Regions from separate parts of the Homo sapiens genome. Here region 2 is linked to region 1. A link is an interaction called in ENCODE POLR2A ChIA-PET data of the cell type or tissue named here. Cell type or tissue: GM12878. All regions are shown on one strand. Links, peaks and the distances in the headings refer to the core of each region. The heading gives the core; the rest is flanking DNA.

The links. ChIA-PET counts read pairs that join two places held together with the same protein. Peaks named below come from ENCODE experiments on the same cell type or tissue, not always from the same donor. Only the 100,000 strongest peaks of a DNase experiment are listed, where the experiment ranks them.
Region 2: POLR2A ChIA-PET joins it to region 1 with 6 read pairs; 2 of 35 experiments call an interaction of 5 or more read pairs at or near these places.

What each region holds. Positions count from the first base shown.
Region 1 is chr19:54,453,665-54,456,569 of GRCh38, forward strand. LENG8 (leukocyte receptor cluster member 8) reads left to right here. Exons shown (of 16, transcript NM_052925.4): 6 at 766-1,018; 7 at 1,287-1,428; 8 at 1,700-1,903; 9 at 2,303-2,581; 10 at 2,661-2,801. Among named protein-coding and RNA genes, the nearest start is that of LENG8, 5.9 kb to the left of the region's middle. In GM12878, for the core only: no CTCF peak of the experiment used is centred there; no DNase peak of the experiment used is centred there.
Region 2 is chr19:54,517,552-54,520,456 of GRCh38, forward strand. All of the region lies in intron 2 of LOC105372460 (a long non-coding RNA gene), which reads right to left. Among named protein-coding and RNA genes, the nearest start is that of LAIR2, 16 kb to the left of the region's middle. RefSeq lists a silencer at 1-61. In GM12878, for the core only: no CTCF peak of the experiment used is centred there; a DNase peak (open chromatin) is centred at 1,454; H3K27ac peaks cover 807 bases.

The sequences.
Region 1 (2,905 bases), core at 134-2,633:
CTAGCCCAGCTCCCATACCCTGCTCAAGCAGAGGAAGTGTAGATTTTTGAATGAGCTGTCAATGAGGAATGGCTTGTACTCCTTAAGCTGCTTTTTTCCTTCCAAGCAACTCCTGATCTGAAAATGAGGAGGACAGAGCATAGTGTTTGAACCTGGGGTGGGTTTAAGGCTGAGCCAAGGCCAGGGCTGAGATGTTGAAAGACATCTCATCTTTTTCCCTAGCATGGTCACCCACAGGCGTGCACACACCGGCTGGGTTTTGCATTGAATGTGCAGCTTGGAGGAATGGCCGGGCTAGTGCACAGGAGGCAGGTAGACCTGGGTTTGAATCCCAGCTGTCCCACCCCTGGTGTAATTACGCATCTCGGTCAGCTCTCGAAAGCGGGAAGGATGGTAGCCTCATCCTTGGGCTCCATGAGTGTGTGTGCTCATGGGTGTCTTGTGCTCAGATGGTAGCGCTGGAGTGGGTGTGTTGTCGGTGGCTGTTACTCCAGCATTGAAACGCTGCCAGCTGCCGCTTCATAGCTTAGGGCCCTGGGAAGTCGCTTAGTCTCTGAGCTGGAGCCTTGTCAGCTGTGAAAAGGGCTGTTAACAAATGTTAACCTCACAGAGTTACTGAGGACTCGAATGAACTCACATTTGGGAAGGTCACGGGAGGGTTGAGTGCTGAGTGCTGTGACCACTGCGTCCTCACAGCGAGGGCTGAGTGCCACTCGCCAGCCCCAGAATCTGCCTCCCGTGCTCAGCGCCTGCTTCCTTCTGCAGCCCCCAGTCCCCGGCATGGATGAGAGCATGTCCTACCAGGCTCCCCCTCAGCAGCTGCCGTCGGCTCAGCCCCCTCAGCCCTCAAATCCCCCACATGGGGCTCACACGCTGAACAGTGGCCCTCAGCCTGGGACAGCTCCAGCCACACAGCACAGCCAGGCGGGGCCCGCCACGGGCCAGGCCTATGGGCCACACACCTACACCGAACCTGCCAAGCCCAAGAAGGGCCAACAGCTGTGGAACCGCATGAAACGTAAGTTGGCAGAGCTACGTGGAGGTCCGAGCGGTTGGGCCCTCATAAGAGCTCCTGGGTGTGAGGCCCGTGGTGTGTGCTGCTCCTTGTTTCTGGGTGTTGTGATCGCCAGGCTGGGGGTGGGGCTGCTCTGGACCAGGCACATGTGTGCTGGAGCCCTCCTCTAGAACCTGAGCGCTCCTCCCTGCATTTCCACTTCCTCCCGTCCCCTGGGGACCCCTGGATGTGCCGGGGAAGGGCCTAACCATAGCTTTCGCTGCCCTCACAGCCGCCCCTGGGACTGGAGGTCTCAAGTTCAACATCCAGAAGCGACCCTTTGCTGTTACCACCCAGAGCTTTGGCTCCAACGCAGAGGGCCAGCACAGTGGTTTTGGCCCCCAGCCCAACCCTGAGAAAGTTCAGAACCACAGGTGACGTCTGCCCCCTTGCCCCGTCGCAGCCCCACACTCTGCACTCAGCGTCTATGGTCCAGTCCCACTGGCCAGCTGCCCACCCTGAGCCTCAGTGTGCGCCTCTGAAAAGGGCAGAAGGACCCTCTCTTGGGGGTTGCTGTGAGCACTGAAGGAGACAGAAGGAAAACTTGGGGACTGCGTCCCGCTGTGTCAGCTCAGAGTGGCGGTGGGGATGGTCTTTTGAGTTTGGGATCGTCTCCAGCTGAGCCCCTCATCTGTCCTCCCGCAGCGGGTCCTCTGCCCGGGGGAACCTGTCTGGGAAGCCGGATGACTGGCCCCAGGACATGAAAGAGTATGTGGAGCGCTGCTTCACCGCCTGTGAGTCGGAGGAGGACAAGGACCGCACGGAAAAGCTGCTCAAGGAGGTGCTGCAGGCGCGGCTGCAGGACGGCTCGGCCTATACCATTGACTGGAGCCGGGAGCCCTTGCCGGGGTTAGTCTGGGTGGGGGACATAGGTGGGAGGGTGGTGCTGTGAGAGGCATGGGCTGGGTATGGAGGTAGGAGAGTTGCGGGTCCCAGGTACCAGGAGCTCCAAAGAGAAATGAACTGGAAAGTTGGATCCTGGGGGGATGAAGTCCTGGTTGGAGGGAGGCCGGTGGGGTGGGGTGGGGACCATGGGTGCTGGAGAGGCGTGCATTGCTCAGTGGTTAAGCGCACCCTCTGGAGACGGAAAACCTGGGTTCGCGTCTCATTTCTGCACTGTAGTAGCTGAGCCGCCTGGGGTAAGTGCCTTTCCTTTCGGAGGCGGGTCGGTACCTTGAGGGAGGTGGTGGCGGCTGTCCTGCCAGTGTCTGGCGGGGTTGGTGACGCCCTGCCCTGCTGTATTCTCAGGCTGACCCGGGAGCCTGTGGCTGAGAGCCCTAAGAAGAAGCGGTGGGAGGCCGCTAGCAGCCTTCACCCTCCTAGAGGGGCAGGCTCGGCGACAAGGGGCGGGGGTGCCCCGTCCCAGCGAGGGACGCCCGGGGCTGGGGGTGCCGGTCGAGCCCGGGGCAACAGCTTCACCAAGTTTGGCAACCGCAACGTCTTCATGAAGGACAACAGCTCTTCTTCCAGCACAGACTCCCGCTCCCGCTCCTCCTCCAGGTCCCCGACGCGCCACTTCCGCAGAAGGTACTGAGGCTCCCGGCTGGGGCTGTGTGTGAGGGAGGGGGAGGCGTTTCAGGCCTGACCCTCCTGCTTCTTCCTGCAGTGACTCCCACTCAGACTCCGACAGCTCCTACTCAGGGAATGAGTGTCACCCTGTGGGCCGCAGGAACCCGCCCCCTAAGGGCCGGGGCGGTCGAGGGGCCCATATGGATCGGGGCCGAGGCAGGGCGCAGCGTGGGAAGAGGTGAGACTGTGTGAGGGCTCGACACACGGGCCAGGGTGGAGGAGGGTACTGGGGACCCATGGGAGAAGGAGGAGGAGGGCCGGACAGGTGGACAGCCAGCTGCC
Region 2 (2,905 bases), core at 314-2,813, 64 kb after region 1:
TTCCAAATGTTCCCAATATATCTGGCCCTATATCTAGACACCATTCCTATTTCCCCTGTCTGGATGCAGTCCAAGGAGAGTGGTTCTTGCGGTTACTGTTTACAGTACTGACTGGGATGCTGGCGCCTGTCTGTAGTTTCAGCACCATGGCCAGCGTCCAGGAAGCCACACAGCTTTCTCCATTGTCGTCTCTTAGTTGATCATTTGCATATGCTGAGTCCCTATCTTGGGACTCTGAAATAGAGTCTTCCTGGAAAAATCTAATCAGTAACTTTTTTTTCAGGGCAATATTCAGGCATTAGGGTAAATTGGAAAAAGAGGATGCCAGTTGTTAAGGCGATGTTTTTGGAAAAAAAATAACCCTTACATTCCATGGATTCTGCAAGCAAGTAGAATGGCCTGTTGTGGGGTCGGGGGTGGGGGAGGGGGAGGGACAGCATTAGGAGATATACCTAGTGTAAATGACGAGTTAATGGGTGCAGCACACCAACATGGCACATGTATACATATGTAACAAACCTGCACATTGTGCACATGTACACTAGACCTTAAAGTATATACATTAAAAAAAAGCTCAGAATGTGGGCTCCCACACTCATCAGGACAACTAGAATAATCCAGGGTGTCAGAAAGAGTTGGTTCTCTCCAATCTAGCTGAGAATATCTCTTCCCGGACTTTCAAGATACCAGCTATTGGGTAATGGCCAAACGACAACAGGCTTTAAATCACACCAAACTGCTTTCAAAACCTGAATCTGACCTTGCTATCTTTATGTGCTTGGGAGAGTCACATTACCTGTCTAAGACTCACTTTGCTTTTCCATAAAATGGCACTAATAATGCTGTCTGCTTTGTAAGCATGTTTGGAAGACGGATGATCGGGGATTATTATATTCTGCCTCTCTGTTTAGCTAGGAGGGAAGGCTCCGGAGCCAGGAAGGCTGGGATATGATCATTGCTTTGTCTCTGAAAACTATGAGATTTAGGAAAATTACCCACTTGACTCAATTTTGTCATTTATAAAATGAGGGCAATGCCAGTACCTACCTTATATAGAGTTTTGGTGGAGAACACATAGTTACTGCATGTGACGTGCAAAGTAAACTCTGAACATGTTGTTAGACTCACTCAATAATGTGGGCTATTGTGATCACTACTATAATGTTACTCTAAAAACGATGATAATATTATCATAGTTTTGTGGCTACACAGAGCCTGATAAACTTTGCTCAGTAATAATACCTGTTTTTATGAATCATTGTTAACATTTTCTTGAAGGTCCTTGGACATCTGACATATTCCCTGATTTACTTTCCAAAGTTCTGGGCTCCCCATCTCAAGCTTACAGACTTAGCCTGGACGGATGCCGGCATTTGTTTTTTTCAAATATTTACTCAGCAACATCTCCTGGGACTCGGGACTCTGATGTGCCACATCCTGTATAGGAAACAGGTGATGTGGAAATGAGTCAGACTCAGCTCCTGCCCCTGACAGACTCTGACAGAGAAATCTGCAATGCACTGATAAGACTCTGCTACCAGAAGCTTAGGCGCTGCTGAAACGCAAAAGAGATACCAATTTATCTTTTCCTAAGGAGTGAAGGAAAGCCCCTTGGCCATGAAAACCCCTCAGATGGTACCAAAAATATAGACAATTGATCCAGAGAGGAAAAGAGGGGAAGGAAAGAGTAGAGAGCATCCTCAAATGAGAGAGCAGTGTATTCGGAAGCATCAGTAGCTATGAGAAGCTACAGGCTCAAACAAGGGGAAAGATTTAGGAGGAGAATTATTCTCAATTGCTGGAGTGAGGGGTTGAGCCAAATAGGTTAAATTAAAATTTTCATTGTTGACCATGGAAGGGCTGCGCACTGGGGCAATAGGAGAAACCTCCAGGAGTGTTCAGGGAAAGAAAGCAATTAAACGTGGATCATGTTTTTTGTTGTTGTTTTTGTTTTTTGTTTTTTTTTCTGAGATGAAGTCTCGCTTTGTCGCCCAGGCTGGAGTGCCATGGTGTGATCTTGGCTCACTGCAACCTCCACCTCCCGGGTTCAAGTGATTCTCCTGCCTCAGCTTCTGGAGTAGCTGGGATTACAGTCATGCACCACAAGGCCCAGCTAATTTTTGTATTTTTAGTAGAGATGGGGTTTCACCATGTTGGCCAGGATGGTCTCGATCTCCTGACCTCGTGATCTGCCTGCCTTGGCCTCCCAAAGTGCTGGGGTTACAGGTGTGAGCCATGGTGCCTGGCCAGATAAATTTTTAAAAGAGAGGGAGATTTGGCTGGGCATAGTGGCTCACGTCTGTAATCCCAGCACTTTGAGAGACTGAGGTGGGTGGATCACCTGAGGTCAGGAGTTCGAGAACAGCCTGGCCAACATGGCTAAACTCCATCTCTACTAAAAATACAAAAATTAGCCAAGCATAGTGGCAGGTGCCTGTAACCCTAGCTACTCAGGAGGTTGAGGCAGACGAATCGCTTGAACCCGGGAGGCAGAGGTTGCAGTGAGCCGAGATCACACCACTGCACTCCAGCCTGCAATAGAGAGAGACTCCATCTCAAAAAAATAAAATAAAATAAGAAGATGACTGTGGGAATGGTAAACTGATTTCCAGGATGGGATACCCAAAAGGCACTGCAGACCTGGGGAGAGGGTAGCAGCAATATTGACTTTCATTGTGGACACGGCGAGTAGAAAAGTCCTGTAGGGAACTCTATAGGTTCTTGCCTAAGGGAAGAGTCACAAAGCTGTTGGACAGAAATGGAAACACTACCAAAAGCATCAACGGAGAAGAGAAAAAGGAAAAGAGTACAAGGGATGGGGATAGGGTAGAAAAGGATGATTCTCAACAAGTCAGGATTTCTCCTACCCAAACATCTATGGTATACACCTGCCACTCCTTGCCAA